Linked DNA regions of Mus musculus: region 1 is linked to region 2. Evidence: chromatin loops called from intact Hi-C (ENCODE). Cell type or tissue: left cerebral cortex. All regions are shown on one strand. Links, peaks and the distances in the headings refer to the core of each region. The heading gives the core; the rest is flanking DNA. Region 1 holds the start of Rfx4 (regulatory factor X, 4 (influences HLA class II expression)). Region 2 overlaps Rfx4 (regulatory factor X, 4 (influences HLA class II expression)).

The links. Peaks named below come from ENCODE experiments on the same cell type or tissue, not always from the same donor. Only the 100,000 strongest peaks of a DNase experiment are listed, where the experiment ranks them.
Region 1: a loop joins it to region 2, with 1.9 times the contacts of the local background. A loop is called at or near these places in 2 of 42 quality-filtered maps.

The regions. Positions count from the first base shown.
Region 1 is chr10:84,748,995-84,758,356 of GRCm38, reverse strand. It overlaps Rfx4 (regulatory factor X, 4 (influences HLA class II expression)), which reads right to left and starts at 2,309. Exons shown (of 18, transcript NM_001024918.1): 1 at 1,844-2,309. The coding sequence starts at 1,886. In left cerebral cortex, for the core only: no CTCF peak of the experiment used is centred there; DNase peaks (open chromatin) are centred at 2,807, 3,168, 3,325, 3,570 and 2 more places; H3K4me3 peaks cover 2,626 bases; H3K27ac peaks cover 1,503 bases.
Region 2 is chr10:84,848,888-84,858,249 of GRCm38, reverse strand. All of the region lies in intron 8 of Rfx4 (regulatory factor X, 4 (influences HLA class II expression)), which reads right to left. All of the region lies in intron 2 of Gm40728 (a long non-coding RNA gene), which reads left to right. Among named protein-coding and RNA genes, the nearest start is that of Gm40728, 9.7 kb to the left of the region's middle. In left cerebral cortex, for the core only: no CTCF peak of the experiment used is centred there; a DNase peak (open chromatin) is centred at 5,495; H3K27ac peaks cover 695 bases.

The DNA of each region.
Region 1 (9,362 bases), core at 347-8,346, 99 kb after region 2:
GGAAGTGGTCCGTGCTCACCCAACCACCTGATAAACCTCGAAAGTGTCCACAATTCTAAGACTCCCCTCACCAAACACCCAAAGGACTCTAGTCCTGTGGAGGGATCAAGTAATATCTCATTTAGGACATGCCAGCTTTGGGATATGAGGAAGGCCCCCGACACCGTGTACAGACCCCTTGAAAATACTCGACCGCTAATTCTGTACAAATGGGCTTAATCTGGTTAAATCCATTCACTTTTCGAGCCGTGGCTCTTAGGAGGTTTTCCTTGAGTTAAAAGAATATTGAAGCAAAGGCCCTTCCTTCTCCAGAACCAGGACTGCTAGCGTGTGCAGAAGACAGACCCCAACCGGGCCTAAGCCGGGTGCCGCTCTCCAGAGAAGACCGCTTCTAGCCTCCCCGCAGGTGCTCACCCGCTAACTAAGCTGGACTTTAGAAGCTCGGGCTTCGGCTATGCTCAGGAGCTCACTGACACCCAGGAAAGCGTGAGAGTTTAACTGTACCGGAGACAGAAAAAAAAACGTACCCTGGAATGCCGCAGATACCCCTGGGCCAGCGGTCTCAGCCACCAGGTCTGCAATGTAGGCCAAGAGAGGCCTGGAACTTTCCTCCCAGTACAGAAGAACAAGGTCTGGGAAGATATCTAGATAGCTTAATCTTTTTACAACCTGCCCTAGGGGTGGGTGGAGTGGGGGCAGAGTTGACTGTGGTGTTATTTGCAAGTAAGTTAATGTGTGTCAGGGCACAGCTGAGGCCAGCAGGCACTTGTTGCTCAGCTGCAATGCCCTCACATTCTCTCAGGTTTCAGTCAAGCTGCTGCCTATGCCCAGGCTGTGGTCTTACCACCCCTCAAAATTCCAAAGCTGCGGCCCAGCAGGGATTGGAGTGGCCTGGTGGAGAGACTGAGCCTAACGGAGAGAGTAAAGTTTTTTTGAGAACCACTACATGGAAAGGACATAGAAAAAAATAACAGAATTTGAAGTGCGGCGGGTCCCCAAAGATGCTAGGCGTAGAAGTTGACCAACGGATCGCCTGGAGAAGATGCTGGGCATTTTCGTTGTAAGAGATTCCGTGTGTTCCCTTGTGAACCGTGGCGACCCTAGTGCCTGATGTCCACCACACAGCCCTCAAACTACAGGCCGGTTCACAAAACTCAGTGTCAGGCCTCTTCATATGTTCTGCATTCTGCTCCCCCCACCCCCCTTTTGCAAGGTTACAGCCTCACTGTGGAGAGGCTAGTGAGTCGCGTCTTCGCGGCCGGGAGACTACAGTCCTAGGGGCCCATCTCTCCTAGCCCAAAGCTACTAAAGCCCCAGGACCACCGGGTTCGCCGCCGCCACTCCCTCCCTGCAGCGAGATTCCAGAAGCAAGAGCCTCCAGTGCGCGGTGAGACGCGGTACGCCGTCGCCCTCCTCCGCCTTTGGAGCGTTCGGGGCCCTCACCCCAGATCCTAAGCATACCACTACCCTAGCCAAAGCCAGGGCCGCCGCCGGGTCCGGGCGGGGCGGCTTGCTCGCAAAGCTCTTGCAAGTAGCATAAACACCTCGAGCTCGCCGCGAGCCAGCGAGCATCTTTATGCAACTTTATGTCCAAGTGAAAGCGCGCGCCTCAGAGTGCGCGCACGCGCACACACGCATTTACACTCACACACACTTCCATGCATCCACTTACACACTTAGCGCTGGACCGAAAACTTCTGCACGCTCTCCTCCTCTCCTGGGATCCCACTGTCAGGTTGCCCCGCCTGAACTTTCTGCAACTCTTTCTGAAGTGACCCCCGCCCTGTCCCTTCTCCTTCCTCCCCCCTCCAATGACCCCCCTCCAAGTCCCACCAGGACTAACCTGTGGAATCCATGTCGGGTTCCTCCAGTAACCCACAATGCATGCTCTTCCCATGGACAGCACAGACGCCCCCCAAAAGTCCTGATATTTGGGGATCCCCTGTGCTAGAGATGCCCAGGGAGGAAGGGAGGGAAGAAATAAGGAAGGAAGGGATAGCGAGAGAGAGAGGGGGAGACGGTGGGTGAGAGGGCAAAAGGATAAAAGGGGAAAAGAAAGAACTAGTGGAAAGAAAAGAGGCGAAGAAGCGAGGGAAGGAAGGAAGCTAGAGCTGAAGGAGAGAGCGAGAGAGCGAGCGAGCGAGCGAGGGGACACTCAGTAATCCAGTCGGGCAAAGCCAAACCCGTCAAAATGTTTGCGGATGTTTCATGGGAAAAAACATCATTTTATAGGAGCCCCGATGGGAGCAATGTCATTGATAGGCCAGCGGGCCTGATGAATGGCCGCTCGTCAGATGGGGCCGTGGCGAGGCGCACTGTGAAGCCCATTGTGGGCCTGTTTTGAATAAGAAAAGCCGCCTCCGAAAAGGGGGGCTCAGAGCGACGCAATCCCAGCCCTCCGACTTCCCCCTTCTATTATAGCATTAGCAACGTTTTTCTTATTTAAAGTTCCAGAGGCCTTCTCCAGCCTTAGCCCGGCACTCATTATAGACGAAATCAAAATTGGCTTAGATCTGCCCCCCTCTTCAGTCCTCCCGCGCCCGGGCCCCGCGCGGTGCAGCCATGAAGGGGGGTGCAGAGGTACCCGAGCCCTAGGAGTCTCCTGTGCGTCCACGAGTGGGCCCGACTCCTTTTTTTCTCCCCTCGAGACACGTCCCGTTTTCGCCTTGAGTTAGATTTTGAGTAGGGGCCGGGGAGTAGTGCAGAGGGGGTATGTCTTGAGTTTCTTCCACGCAGATCCGCGGACGTGCGTGGGAGTAGAAGTTGAGGAAGGGGAAAGTGAAGCCTTAGGTTCCCATAACCAGTCTGAGGGACAAGAAGGCCGCTTGGCTGCGAGGGGGTGAGAGGCTGGCTTGCGTCAACCAGAACTTTTGTACCCCTTGTCTCTCGCCCCACGGGTCTCTCCAGGTCGGCGTGCCTCGCTGTCTCGCTCTCCGTTTCTCCCTTGGCAGCCAGTCTCTTTGTCTCTCCCTAGTTCTGCGTTCTCCCTGGGTCTCTGGGACCCTCACCCCCACCCCCACCCCCGCGCCTCTTCCCATAACCCTGTATGTCAGTCTGTCTGCGTCCGGGCCCCTCCCTCTTCCCATGTCCCCCGGCTCCCCCCTCTGCCACCCTCTCGGTCCCCCACAGCCAGCAACGGAGTTGGTGAGAAGCCCCGGCGTCAGAGCTGGGGATGAGGCTTTCCCAGGGACCCCTCCCCGGCGCAGTTGAAAGTGTGGGAGGGGGAGGGGGCCGGGGCCTGTGGACCGCAAGTGGAAAGTGGGGGTGGAGGGGGGGCTCCCGTGGCCCCGGGAAAGTGGCCGCTCGCGGGCCGGCCGCGCTGTGATTAGAATATGAATGGGCTCGGCGGGCGGAAGAGAAAGGCGGATTACCCCGCTGCTTTGACCATGGACAGAGGCAGCGCCAGCGGCGCAGGGGCGGATCGCCCGAGTCCCTCCCGCCGAGCCGGGTGCGCTTCTTGCCCGCGACCCCGGGCCTGCCCACCTCGGGCCTCCGGGTAGCCCCCCGAGCCGCGCCGAGTGGGACAATGGTGGGTGAGGGGCAAGGGACTAGCACGTGCCGAGTTAAGGTCACGAGATGCAGGGAAGGGGCAGCGCGGACGGGCAGAAGGGTTCGAATCCCGGCTCTGCAGATTCCTTCATCTTTTTTGGGCCTCAGCTTCCTTATCTGTGAAATGGGAGTAACGACGTTTCTCCCCCGTTGCTCTCCTCAGGCCCTACCGGGCCTCTGTGTGTTGCCCCTTCTTGCTCAAACTGCTGCTAAATTCCAACCCGGGTTATCTCTCTTATCTCTTATCTCTCTCACACAACTATCTATCTTGTGCCCAGAAGCCCTCGGCCACCAACCCCAGGCACACAGCTTTCCCTCTCTAGCAGTGGATGAAAAGCTTTAGCGGCCTAAGGGGATAAATACTACTATCTCCTCAACCCCGTGGGTTCCAAGTGAGAGATCAATGACTGCGTCTTTTTCTAGAAGCCTCACTGGCCCTGTGGACAAAATGCCAGGGTGCATGGTCAAAGGGGAGCTCTGCCAGGTGCATCCATTGACCTGTGGGGCAGAGGTGATCTGTAGAAGGCAGGTGAGAATTTTAGGCAGAAGGTGCTAGCATTGCACTCATTAGTAGTGTGTGTGTGTGTGTGTGTGTGTGTGTGTGTGCATGTGTGTGTGAGGAGGGTGGGTGATGGGCTGCCCTCACAAAGCAAGGGTGGCAGAAAAGGACCAGGAGAAAGGGGAGCAGTGAGTCAGCCCCTACCAGCTGGTGTTTGACAAATACAACTGAGGCTGCGCAGCAGGGCTTTCCTCATCCCTGCCCTGCTTAGCCTGAGAGCAGAGAGGTTCTCTGAGCTTATATTGGAGAGACACAGGAGGGAGAAGGCATGACGCTGATTGGTTTGTGTAGCGTGTTTGTCATATGATGGAGTGAACAAACATCAAAGACTGTCAAGAAGTGACACTGGAACTTAAAAATGGTGCCATCTTTCACTTCAGGTCAGATAGGAAGAAAGAAAGAAAGAAAGAAAGAAAGAAAGAAAGAAAGAAAGAAAGAAAGAAAGAAAGAAAGAAAGAGAGAAAGAAAGAAAAAAAGAAAGAAAGAAAGAAAGAAGGAAAGAAAGAGAGGAAGGAAGAAAGAAAAGCAAGAAAGAAAACGTCTTAAAGACTGCTACCCAGGGGCTGACCTGGGTACATACATGCTGTGGCATCTTGCGCAGCTTCCTGAAAGTTTGCCATCCTTTAATAAAATGGCGTAGTTGAATACTAATAGGTACCACTGCCCCAGACCTCAGGGATACTACCTCAATTAACCCCACAACACCAAGAGCACGTTGCTGTCCCCTCTTTAGAGAGGGCAATGGGCAATCAGTATGGCCAGCCTGGGCAGTCAGAAGGGCTGTGATAACGTCCATCCTATCCTCTGGAGCACAGCTCAGAAAGGCAGTGGAGGAAGATACAGAAGCTGAGAGACTGGGGAGGGAGTGTCTGATAAGCCTGGAGAAAATGAGGACCACATCAGAAGCTGAGTTAGCCAGGCCTGGAACAGAGGCGAAGGCCAACGGGAGCGTCTGTCTGGTGTGCTATGGAACCCCGGAAGGGGTAATGGAAGGTGCTTTCTTTTGAAGGCTATGCAAAGAAATGGATCTTGCAGACATTTTGAGCATCCAGGGCTAGCAGCGCATTTGGGATCATGATGATCACAAAGTGGTGGCAGGAAGAGAGGATCTGGTTGCCGGAGAGGGTGGTGCCATGGCTAAAGGAAAGGGATGGTTGACATTGGCGCTCAGCAGCTGGGGGCAGGGCTCTGGAGACTCTGAGAAGGACCGGAAGCGGTTCTCCAGCCTTGGTGCTGACTATGTGGCCAGAAGAGAATGTGGAAGAGCATCGCCTTATCCAGGAGCTTGCCCCATTCCACTCACTGAGCAGGGCAAGGAGGATGGCGAGAGGAGGCGGCGAAGGGGTGTTGGCCTGAAATGCCCATTAAACTTGCTCATAGCCCAGCAGACTGGCAGGCCCAAGAAGACACAGATCGACAGGTTTTGTGTAGCATTGGTGGCTACTGCAGCCTCTAGGGAGGTTTACTGTGCGGCTTGGAAGCAAAGATGAGTGTGGCATCCTCTGGTGGGCTCTGCTCCTATGCTCTGGTTCCCACAGCCCTGCACTTACCAACCCTGCCCTGTCCTTATCGTTATAGGCATGATGTCAATGGGTGGTCGTGATTCACACACACTCTCTAACCTCCCTCCACTCCTACACCCTGGCTTCTGGCTCTACAGACTCTGGGTACAGTAACTGGCTTACTTCCTAAGGACTATATGGCGCAGGTTCCGGCCAGCCAGAGGCGTGCCTCACCTGCACGCATGCGCACTCCCTAGTGCTGGATTCGTGGGCTCCTGACTTGCAATAAGTGATACATGCAGCTGACTGGAATGTTATGTACTCGGCAGCCTGGAGAACTGCGTGATTCCCCAGGGGAATCTAGAGATCTGTGAGCTAAGAATAAACATTTGTCGTTATAAGCTTTGAAAGCATAGTCGTACTGTCAGAAAGGGAAAGACAGGTAACAATTGGTCTGTTATTCTGCCTTGTTTAAGAGAATAAAAGTAATATTAAGGGTTTATTAATGGGCTAAGGTTTATTGCGCATCACTATGAATATGCCATGGATCAAAGAGTTTAAATGAATTATCAGAATAATCCTGGGAGATAGGTACCACATTATACATGAGGCACAGAGGGTAAGTAACTTGCCTAACACAGCAAGAAACAGTAAAGGCATCCTTACATCCAAATAATTGTCTCGGGAAAGAATAAGCCAATATAAAAGAAGATGTCCCATGAGACTTGTCCTCTGTGGTAACCTCTCTACTATGAAGTGCCTAAGACACAGAGCTCGTGGGAAATCTACACCTTCTCTGCATATATTCCAGCTGAGACCAGTCCTTGATCCAGAGCCGCCACCCGGAGATGGACGCCACGTGACGCCCCAGAACCACCGGAAGTCAGACCCTTCCAGATATCCTGGCTACCTCACCCACATGAACATCTTCCCAAGCCGCCTGTGAAGCTCATTTCATCCCCTCAAGTCCCTCGCTGGGGTTCTGGAGCTCCATCTGTCCCCAGCAGACTTCTCCCAAAATCTCTCCCATCTCCCTTCTCTCCTGAAACCTGGCTACTCCCTGAGGCTGCCTCCTGCCCCATGGCCTCTCCAGAAGAATCTTCTCCCTCCTCATCCCTCAGACCCCAGAGTTGTGAGGTCAGGAGCCTGCCCTTCCTCACCACTGTGAAACCCATCACGTCAGCCACTTGGCCGGTGTTGGCCTGGGGCAACTATGTGAGCCTGTCTCGAAGTAAAACAAAAACAAACAAACAAACAAACAAAAAACAGTGAAGGGAGAGCTGTGGCTGCAGCTCTGAGGTGGAGCACATGCAGTACACTCTAGCCCATCAGTTCTCAACCTGGGGGTCCCGACCCCTTTGGAAATTGAACCACCTTCTCATTAAGGGTGACCATGGAAAAGCACAGATATTTACATTAGAATTCGTAACAGTAGCAAAATTACAGTTTTGAAATGGCAATAAAATAATTTAATGGTTGGGGATCAATCATCACAACTCCAGGAACTGTATTAAGGGGTTGAACATTAGGAAGAATGAGAGCCACTGCTCTCAGCCCTAGGTTCAACCCCCAGAATCCCACGTAAGTAAATAATAAATATTTTAAAGTAATAATAAGGTATAAAAGGAAGAAAACCAGCTGGGCGTGGTGGCGCATGCCTTTAATCCTAGCACTCAGGAGGCAGAGGCAGGTGGATCTCTGAGTTCGAGGCCAGCCTGGTCTACAAAGTGAGTTCCAGGACAGCCAGGGCTACACAGAGAAACCCTGTCTCGAAAAAAAAAAAAACAAAAAAAACAAAAAAAAAAGAAGAAAGAAAGAAAGAAAGAAAGAAAGAAAGAAAGAGAGAAAGAAAAAAAGGAAGAAAACCATGAACAGATCTAAGTTTCTTGAGATGTGTCCCCCAGGCTCAAACACAACCAACCTCCCAGAAGCCCTTCTTGATGCTGGGACCTTTTAATACAGTTCCTCGTAGTGTGGTGACCCCCCTAACCACAAAATGGCATTCGTTGCTACTTTGTAACTGTATTTTTTGCTACTGTTATGAACCATAATGTAAATATGTGATATTCAGGGTATTTGTTAAAAAGTCATTTGAAGTCCCCAAAGAGTCTCGACCTACAGGTTGAGAACCATGTGCCATCATCCCTGGGGAAGGACGAACTGGCTCAGTGTCACCCAGTTTTGGCAGCACTGACATCCATTGGTATGATTCCTCCAGTGTCAGCCTCCTCAATTCCAGGGACAAATGACTCTATGGGATCTCGGCCACCAGATGCTATGGGCAAGCCATCTCTGAAAACATCATTTCCAGGCATAGCACCCCAGTCCACACCTATTCCAGGAAGGCTTTATTCTTGTCGTGAGACCAGCTCTCTTAGCTGACCTGCTTAGCACACTAGTTACAATGGAGAAGTTGTCCAGGATGGAATTTGTTCACATAGGGTGAAATCCATCTGCAGGTCCCCCAGGGTGGTACAGAGCTCAGCGAAGACACAGGAACACCAACTCTTTCTAGCTCTCTACTCCAGCTTTCTTTAGAGTGCAGGTGACTCGTGGTCTTCTGGTTTGTAGCAGTCACTCGAGGGCTGCTGAAGCTCCAAGTGTCACATTCATCTTTCAGACAGGGGGAAGAGAAAGAAAAGAAGCAAGAAAGGGTAACCTTGTATCATCAGTGCTCGGCTTATTAATCTTTCCAAACACTGCACGTCTTGGTTAGTTTTATCTGAAAGGCATCCTAAAAGACTGCTGCTTCATTTAGCCAATCACACGGGCCCTTTGAACTAACTGGGAAGAGGGCCTTGTATGTTATTAGACGCGTTCTCACGACCGGCCAGGAAGAACACCACAGACCAGAATCTTCTGCGGCAAAGCTTTATTCTTACATCTTCAGGAAAAGAGAGCAAGAAGCAAGAGAGAGAGAAAAGCAAGAGAGAGAGAAAAGCAAGAGAGCGAAAAAGCAAGAGAGAGAGCGAGAGACAAGAGAGAGAGAAAACGAAAACCCCGTCCCTCTTAAGGAGCATTCTCCTTCGCCTCGGACGTGTCACTCCTTGATTGGCTGCAGCCCATCGGCCGAGTTGACGTCACGGGGAAGGCAGAGCACAAGTAGTCATAAGATACCCTTGGCACATGCGCAGATTATTTGTTTACCACTTAGAACACAGGATGTCAGCGCCATCTTGTAACGGCGAATGTGGGGGCGGCTCCCAACATCTCCCCCTTTTTCTTTTAATAAGAGCAAATAGGCCACCCATATTAATGAGAGTGGAGATAGAGGTCAAATCCCCAGTGTGTAGGTAAAGGAGCCATGTACAGGATTAGCTCTTAGGCTTACAGGCTTTTACCCAGAGCAACCCTGACCTGCTCCCGTGTCGTTTTGCCTGGGGGAAGGGAACTAGGACACTGAACCTTCATGAAAGATGACATGTCTCCCTAGAATAGGCTCATATATGCCGCAGAGCCTTTCCATTGCAGTGCTTAGCCTTGCAACTCTCTCGGGCTGCTGAAGCACACTCACTCTATCCCGTGCAATGAGTCTAGCCTCATGGGATATAAGAGCTGAGTGGCCAGCGACCTATTGCCTAAGCATAGATATATCAGGGGAAGCTCCATGTTCTAGTCCTGCAAGCGCCTGGGCAATAACCACCTTGTCTCTCCTAGTTTAGGCCTTAAGCTTACAGACCAATCAAAGAAGCAACACTAATCCACAGCAAAGTGTATCTCCAAATAATATTAATCCCACCCATTTTTTAAAG
Region 2 (9,362 bases), core at 832-8,831:
TTTTGGGAAAGCCTCCTGTGAGGGGTGAGGATAATGGTCCTTGTCCTAAGACAGCTGTTTTGGAACTGACCCCCCCCCCCCCCACCCCTCATGCTTCCTTCCAGTCTCGTCCACATTCCCAGCCTAGAAGATCCGTGGGCAGCATTTGGAGATGCTTGCCCACTCGGGCCAGCAAAAGGATGCCTTCTGTGGGAGCTGGGGAGCAACAGCTCAGGAAAATCCTATTATTTTGCATTTATTTAAGTGTGTGTTCACGCTCATGTGTGTGCACACATATGCATAGGCATGCTGTTGCACACATGTAGAAGTCAAAGAAAAACTTGAAGGAACTGGTTCTCTCTCTCTCTCTCTCTCTCTCTCTCTCTCTCCCATGTGGGTCCCCGGGGATTGAACTCATGCTGTCAGACTTGCCTGTGAGAGGCTTTACTGGCTGAGTCTACTTTCCAGGCCTAGTAACAGCTTAATTTGGGGTTGGGGGGAACCCCATTATGGATGGACCTTGAAACCAGAGTGTATTTTGGGGATGGAGAAAAGAGAGAAAGCCTTAGACCCAAGAAGCAGCTAAGGGGCAGTAGGATCCAGTGTGGAAACCCTAGGCACCATTTTCAGACTCCACATGAAAACCATGTGCTCCGGGCCTCAGATCCACTTTCTTCCTGGATATTACCAGACTCAGAGACCTCTTCCCGTGGTGACCGTCCACACCACCCTGGCCCAGGACCAGACACTTACTCTGCCCCGTCTCACCTGTCCGTTGCCTGTCAGACCGTGACCCCTGACCTCCATGGCTGTCCCTGACTTTCCTCTGCTTTCACCCACTCTTGTCTCTCAGTGACCAGTTAGTTCTTGCTCTCTCTACGACCCTCCCCCCCCGACCCTGCCCTCCTCCCCATACAGCTGGCATAAACGACAGCATGGTTGCCGTTTTTTGCTGTCTGCACAAGCCACGTAGCTTCCTTAGCAGAATCAAGGAAGCACCTTCCTCTAGTCCCAAGGCTAAACCCTTCATTCAGCCTTTCCGACTTTCCAGGGACACTGAATGACTGTCCCTTCTCTAGTGAATTCAGCTCTCCCTCTAGGTGGGACCATTCCTCCTGTGCTTTGGCCACATTCAAGAATAACTCACTTTGCAAAAAGGAAACTTCTTTTGTTATTTGAAAAAGAAAGGCAGGTTTCTAACTACTCCTCCTGTCCATCCTCTTAAACTTATTGCCTCTTATTGTTTGATTGGTTGGTTGGTTGGTTGGTTGATTGGCTTGAATTTGGTTTCTCGGGGTGGAGATGTTTTGTTGTTGTTGTTATTGTTGTTTGAGACAGGGAGGGTTCCACCATGTAGCCCTGGCTACCCTGGAACTTGCAATGTAGACCAGGCTGGTCTTGAACTCAAAGAAACCCACCTGCCTCTGCCTCCTGAATGCTGGACTAAGGGTGTGTGCCACACACAGCCTTCACGCTTCCTCTCAGGGTATATTACCTTTCAGAGCTACCTCCCTTGCTAGTCTCTCCTTCCCCAGATCCTTGTGTGGCATCTATCATTATTTTCTTTGTTCTATGGTTCAAAGTCACCTCCCTAGAGAATCCTGACCATCCATCCACCTTAATTAACCCTTTCCCACATGACTGTCCGTTGCTGCTCCCATTTTGTTCCCTTCAGTTTTGATAGTTTATGTGTGTGGGTGTTCTGCATGCATGTGTGTCTCTGTACCACATACATGCAATGCCTACAGAGGCCAGAAGAAGGCAATGGAGTTGCAGTGGGTTGTGAGCCAACATGTGGGTGCTAGGAATTGAACCCAGGTCCTGTGGAAGAGCAGCCAGGACTACTTAACTGCTGAGCCATCTCTCCATCCTACAATCTGATGATTTTTAAATGTAATTCAGTACTGCATGAATTTAGCACTAAGTTTGTTTACTTATGTCCTACCAGCCCCCACCCCACCCCTCCCTCACTAGATGTAGAATTCCAGGAGGGCAGGTGCTCACTTTTTATCACTTTATTTCCCATGGCAATCAATAAATACCTAATGAAAGTGGGATGAGCAGGGGAAACTTTAAAAATAATGGAAGGGCAAGGGAGATGGCTCTGTGGGCAAAGGGCAAGGTGTATAAACACGAGGACCTGAGTGTGATCTCCAGGGCCCTACATGAAGCTGGATATGGTAGTGCACATCTGTAACCCCAGTGCTTCTAATGGCAAGATGGGAGGTGGAGACAGGGGGACCCCGGGAAGCCTGTGGGATTGCCAGTCCATTGTCCACAGCACTGAACAACAGGGAACCAACAGAGGTTGTCCACTGCACTCCACGTGTGTGCCGTAACACTCATACATGCTGCTCACATATGCATGCATGCGCGCGTGCGCGTGCAAACACACACACACACACACACACACACACACACGTAAGTAAATAACTAGCTCTTGTTGTGTCGCCTGTATGCAGTGACCGTCACAGCGTCATTCTTCTGCTCCATGGCCACTTCTTCAGCTACCCAGCTGCTTCGCTGCCTTCTTCGTTCTCATGTGTCCCATCCCCTAGGCGGCAAGCTCCGCCTAAGCAGCAGAGCCATGAGGTCATCTGGCTTTCAGGCTTGCCCAGCGTGGTGGCAGCTGCTCCACTGTGACCTTGTCCTTCTCTGGGAAAATCCTGGCTTTCCTCAGGATCAGTGGCCACTTCTTTTAGCTTCTCCTCGACCAGAGCTTGGTGCCCTCTACCTGACCATTACAGCTCCAGATCCAGAGGATTGGAGCCCTCTTCTGAATTCTTCTTCAGACTTCCGTGGGCAGGCGCCAGGCGCGCGCGCACACGCGCGCACACACACACACACACACACACACACACACACACACAGAGTGCATATACATTCAGGCAAAACACTCAGACACATTAAATAAACAAACAAACAAAGTCATATCATATCATATCACTCTTCTGTAATTTATCCATGCCCACAGACCAATCGCTACCTACACTGCACATATTTCCACACAGGGGGCTGTAGAATGCCAAGCCTACTGTGGATAGGAAACCCTGCTCACAGGTCTCAAAGGAAGTATGCCCCAAATACAACCCTGTTTTCCCTCTCAGACACATGCCTTTTCTTATATTTCCTATTTCAGAATAAAATTCTACTTTCCATGAAGTTTTTTTTTTTTTTTGAAGGACTTTAAATTCTTTACTATTCTTTTTAATCTGAGGGCTTGCTGTACACACTTGAGCACCAGCACCCCTGGAGGCTAGTGACATCGGAGCCACCAGAGTTGGGGTTACATGGTGCTGCAAGCCTGATGGCGGTGCTGAGACCCCAGCTCAGATCCTCTGAGAAAGCAGGAGGCACTCAGCTCTTACACCACCTCTTCAGCCCTGAAGCTCTGTTTGTTATAAAATGTTTCCAACAAACCCCAGGTTAGGATAATAAAACAAACCTCCAAGTACTAATGCAAGCCAGCTCCAACAAGAATCAGCCCTTCACCAGTTTAATTTACTACCTGCCTTTTTTTGGGGGGGGCCTTTTAACAAATCCATGACATTATTTACCCCTAAGAACTTACTGTGCAAATTTCACAAGGTTTAAATATGTGTGTCTATGTATACATTCACACGTATGCACTTATTTAAAATCTCCAGGTCCTTAGGATAGCCGACGTAATGAATTGTAATTCCTTGTGGCATATAAAGTTCGGGGGGAATTCCAATTTCCCAGTTCTCTTAAAGGCATCCTTTAGTTTATTCAAATTAATGATATGCACGTCATATGTAAGACATAACATCCAATCTCCCAAGCTTCCTCGATTCCGCGGTGAGCCTCTCATCTCTTGGCATCCTGGAACAGGTTCTGGGGATATCCCACACTGCTGAGATCCATCTCTCCCTGGAGTGCTGTTTATTCTGTTCACCTCTCCTGTGTGCTTCCTGCAAGGACTTCAGGCTTGATCCAGTGTGGTCACACTTTCTGTTTAGTCCAGGAAACCTTGCAAGTGAGCGCATCGACCAGGAAGCTGCCCATGACTCAGCATTCATCTGTTAGTGTGCCCGTTAGATGTGCCACCATAGACTCTTGTCCTTTTTAGCAAGGGCTGCAGATCTGTACCTCCAAATGACGTCCCAAGGGCATCCCATATACTCCCTTTTCTTCCAGCTCAGTTGGCCACCGTCTCTCACCTGGGCTCCAACATTAACTTCCCAAGGACGCCTTGCTTACTGTCTACCTCCATCTCAGCACAAGGTGCAGGGACTATTTCTCTCAGACATTCATGGTTAGAAGTCCTCATTGCCTTCCTCTGTCCTGAGAATGAAACCCCAAATCCTCATCCCAGTCCTCAAGGCACACACACACTCTGGCCCCACTTGCTCTGCGTTAGGTCCCACTGGTCTCTGTCCAGTTGGTCCCTTCCACCCACGACCTTTGTCCTTCAAGTGCTTTGCATCAGGAATGCCTCCTTTCCAAGTCACGGGCAGGCTCAGCTCCTCCTCATCCCTCTCATCTCAGACTGGTCGTTACTTTTGTAAAAAACCAACTGTGGTTGTGCTGGTCAGGTCGTTCTGTAATAAATAGCTTATGTACTCATGTGATTAACGCGCATCTTTCACTACACCCTATGGTCTCGGGGCAGAGGTCAAGGGCTCCGTCTGTTTTGCTTATCACTTTATCCTCAGCACCAGGCAGAGTCAGCATTCGAGAAGCGTTTGTTAGATGTAATGAATAAATAAATGTCTCTCGATCCTCAGACAATCTTCACAAGGCCCTGCCCAGGTCCCCTTCCCTCTGTCCAGCGATCTCTGCTTGTAGCTGCTCGCACACAGTCCCTGGCTTGCTCCACTTTGGCAGCACTGCACCCTTCATGTCTTTCTAGCACCCCAAGCCCTTGCCCACTTCGCACACGCTTGTCCCTCTACCCTATGCTCTTGCCCTAGATAATGGCGCAACACCCGTCCCCTTCCAACCGCTGATCACCTTGACTGCGGTATTTCAAGTCACTGGTCTCTCCATATCTGAGATCCCTGTGCCGTCTCAACACTCAATCCTACCGTGTGACAGAAAACAAAAACCACTCTGGCTTCTGGGATGAAAACTAAGGAAAGGAGGTGCTGTCAGGATGGAACAGGGATCTTTGGACATTGTAATAAGCTGGCACAAGTGAGGCCTGACCAAGAGTGGGAGCAGGATTGGTGCACTCAAGTCAAATGAGAATGATCTAGAGGCAGATCCAGAGGTGTTCCTGAGGAATGGAGGTGTGTGGCTGAGGAGGAAAGTGGGTCTTCCTGAAGGAAAGTGGAGCCAGGCAGCTTGCCTCGCCAGGGCCTGGCCCACAGAGGTGCCTCCTTAGCTCTGACGGGAGGACAAACCCCAGGCATTCGGGGTGTCATAAAGGCAAGCCCACACGGCTTGTCACCCACAGACTGGAGCTGGATTCTAAGTAGGACAAATTCTCAGAATCCATGGCTGCTCTCCACGGAGGGCCAGGCTTTAAAGAAGCGCTGGGTGGCTGCCCAGTGGCAGGGAGGGCAGCCTGCCATCCTCCGAGCATGCACTGCTGTCTCTGGCACGCAGCCAGAGCTGGGAGCTGGCCTTTGTCTGCAGTCAGAGAGACCACAGCAGCACTGTGGAAGGGACCTCTTGCTTCGGGCAATTGTTTGCTTTTATTAAGCTGGGGAGAAAAAAGTGTGGAGGGATTCAGTCCAGAGAAACGTTCTATTTGGGGTTTAGAGTCTTTTTAACATTTTTTTCTCTTTCCCTTTCTCTGTCGCTCTCTCTTGCTCTCTGTCTCTCTCTCTGTCTCTCCTTCTCCCCCTTCTGCCTCTGTGTGTGCCTGTCTGTGTGTGTGTTTGTGTCTCTCTGTGTGTGCATGTGTATGTGTGTGCCTGTGTATATATGACTGTGTATATGTGTGTGTCTATGTGTGTGCCTGTGCTGTGTGGGCACACTCATGTGCCATGGTATACATGCTGAGGTCAGAGGGAAAGCTCAGGTGTCAGTGTCTGTCTTCTTTGTCACCTCACACTAGGCCAGCTGGCCCACAGCTTCCAGAGATGCTGCTGTTGCTGCCCTCAGTTCCTTTAAGGGCACTGAGATTGCAGGCACTTGGGCAACTGCATCCAGTAAATGGTGCTGGGCTCTAAACTTAGGGCATAAGGCTGCAGAGCAAGCGCCTGACCCACTGACCCAGTCCTCTAGCCCTGGGTCTGTAGTTTTTTAGGAGTTACCTAAACACTGTGTCTGCTTCCTCATGGTGTCCATGAGGAGGCAAGAAGCTATCTACCAATCCTGGCCACATGGTTACGAAATGCTTCTTCAATGCTGGCTATGCCACCTCACGTAGTGTCTGCCTAGGCTCTTCTTGAACCTTTTACGGTTGTGGGGCTCACCTTCCATGGCCCCTTCCTCCCCACCTCACTCCCTGGGCTGGGAGTGGGGCTCGGGCAACATTCCTGTATGGATGGATCTGACAATTGCAGGTCTCAGCCCTCTCCTGCATCTCCCTCCACCTGCAACTTGCACCCTGACACTACTCCAACTCTCTCAGGTCCCTGAGTCCCCGCCAGCTCTGATGTTGTTACAACAGCAAAGAGGTGATAATTGTAGGCACCTGCTAATGAGGGTGTGGCACAGGCACTAAACACTTCACACATACTTTCTGGTTTCATCTTCATCTCACACCTGAAAGTAGGTATCCTTATTAATCCTTCCAGGTAAGTGAGAACCAAAGCTGAAGCTCGCACTTAGGGGCATGCAGCAAGAGGCAGGAGCCAAAGTTCCAGGCAAGCTCTGCTTGACTTCTGACTGTCATGTGGTCTCATACTTCACCAGCCCTAATGCCTCTGACTTTCATTTAGCATCTCTGACCTTGGTCCTTGGTCTTTGAACTTTTTGTTATCCCCTTGCCAATCTAACACACACACATACACACATGTACACACACATACACACATGCAGACACAAACACATACACACATACACACACACACACATTAATACACATACATATATGCACACACACACCTTCTTTTGTACCTTCTTTCCTTCTTTTGCTATATCGGTTGATAATACTGTCAGTAGTTCTGCCACAATCACCTGGAAGAGGTGAGCAAAACAACTGTGAGGCTGACATACCTTTCTTGAAAATATATGTGCCCGATACCTGTGCATGGAGACTGTAGCTGGGATGAGGAGGAAGGCCTGAGCCAGTGAGCAGGAAGCTGAACCTCAACCTGGCCTGGTCTATGAGTGACAATTTCTGTTTCCAACCCAACCAAGCAGAAGGGCCTTGAGTACTCGGGCAAGCTGAGAAAAAAAGTGAATGTATAAAACCAAAAAGTTGGCCATCAGATGAACCCTGATCTTTGATGTGACTCTGCCCTCTTAGTTTAATGAGAAAGGACCAAATTTGTAAGTCTGAGATCATACCAGCAGTAGTCTGTGATTTTTTTAAAAAGTTTCCAAAGGTTTATTGTAAACTTGGTGCAACAAGCATGATTTGAGACATGTTTGTTTGTTTGCTCGTCTGTTTGAGACAAAGTAGCCCTGGCTGTTCTGGAACTCACTATGTAGTTCAGAGTTGACCTGGAACTCACAGAGTTCCTCCTGCCTCTGCCTCCTGAATGCTGGGATTAGAGGCATGCTCCACCACACCCAATTGTGTTGTAGATAACGCTATTCTCCAGGGCCAAGCATCGTGGCTAGCACATTATAGCTATTGATGTAAACATTAGTTTGGTGAATGAATGAATGACCTCTGGCTAAGGCAGAAGGTCATCTCAGCTCTTAAGCGTCACCTGCCACCTCTGTAGAGAGAAACTTACCACCAACAGGAAAGCAAGGATTAAAAAACTAAGACTCAAGCGACTGTAGAAGTTACATAGGGAGGACCTGCAGCCGAGGCAGAAAGATTGGGAGAGAAAAGAAAAGTCCAACAAGCAGATTTCTAAACTAAGCACACAATATTCCAGAAGAATTTGACTCTCGAGTTACATTGAAGGTAACCAGAGCAACTGCAAAGCCCAAGCCCAAGGAACTCCTGAACAGAGGGACTCAGCTCCTCACAGTGATAGTGTCTACTGTTCTAAACTCTGACAGTCAATCGTGAACTATAAAGTTGGCAGATGGACGACTCAGTAAGTGAAGAGCTTGCCATTCAAACATGAAGACCTGAGTTTGGATCCCCAGGACCCATATTAAAGCCATGTGCAGTGGCATTCACATGCAATCCTAGTACTGGGGGTGTGACTATAGGGTCACTGGGGCTTGCCTACTAGCTGGTCTGACTGAATTGGCAAGCCCTGTGTTTACCGAGAGCCCTTATCAATAACAATAAGGTGGAGAGTGGTTGAGGAAAATAGCCAACACCAGCCTCTGGCTTGCACATGCATGTGTCCACACACAAACACATACATATACAAAGATTATAAGATTTTTTAAAAAGTCAAGAAAATGAGCCTCTAAAGAGGCCACTCAATACAACCAGACAACAAAACAGTCCTTAAATTAACTGAAAGATGATTAATACTGATACAGATCTCATAGGAGAGGTGAACAGTACGCATGAACAGATGAGAAACTTCAGTGGCATATAAGAATTATTTTATAACTGGAGGCAGGAGCCAGGCTAGCTCAACAGGCAAAGGTGTTTCTTGCAAAAGCCTTGAGATCCGAGATCAACCTCCAGAGCACACATTCAAACTGGAAGGAGAGAAGCTGCATTCTCCTCCATGCCAATGCAAAACACACAAGTACATACAATAATTAATAATAATAAATATAAAAATTTAAAGAATCAAATGGTTTGTTAGACATGAAAACGAAATCAAGGTATCCTTACATTGGTTGCCAAGTTAAGAATTCATGAACTTGAGGATATTTTAATAAAAGTTAATCAACCCAAACTCAAATATAAAAATGAAGAAAACAAGAAAGACTCCCATATTAAGAGTTGTATGGGGCTGGAGAGATGACTCAGCGGTAAAGAGCACTGACTGCTATTCTAGAGGTCCTGAGTTCAATTCCCAGCATCCACATGGTGGCTCACAACCATCTGTAATGGGATTTGAAGCCCTCTTCTGGAGTGTCTGAAGACAGCAATAATGTACTCATACATAAAATAAATAAATAATTTTTAAAAAGAGTTGTATGTTGGGGGGGGGGGGTAGGGGCTGGAGAGATGGCTCAGTGGTTAAGAGCAGTAACTGCTCTTCTGAAGGTCCTGAGTTCACATCCCAGCAACCACATGGTGGCTCACAACCATCTGTAATGAGATCTGATGCCCTCTTCTGGAGTGTCTGAAGACAACTACAGTGTACTTACATCTAATAAATAAATAAATAAATCTTAAAAAAAAAAAAAAAAAAAAAAAGAGTTGTGGGTTGGGG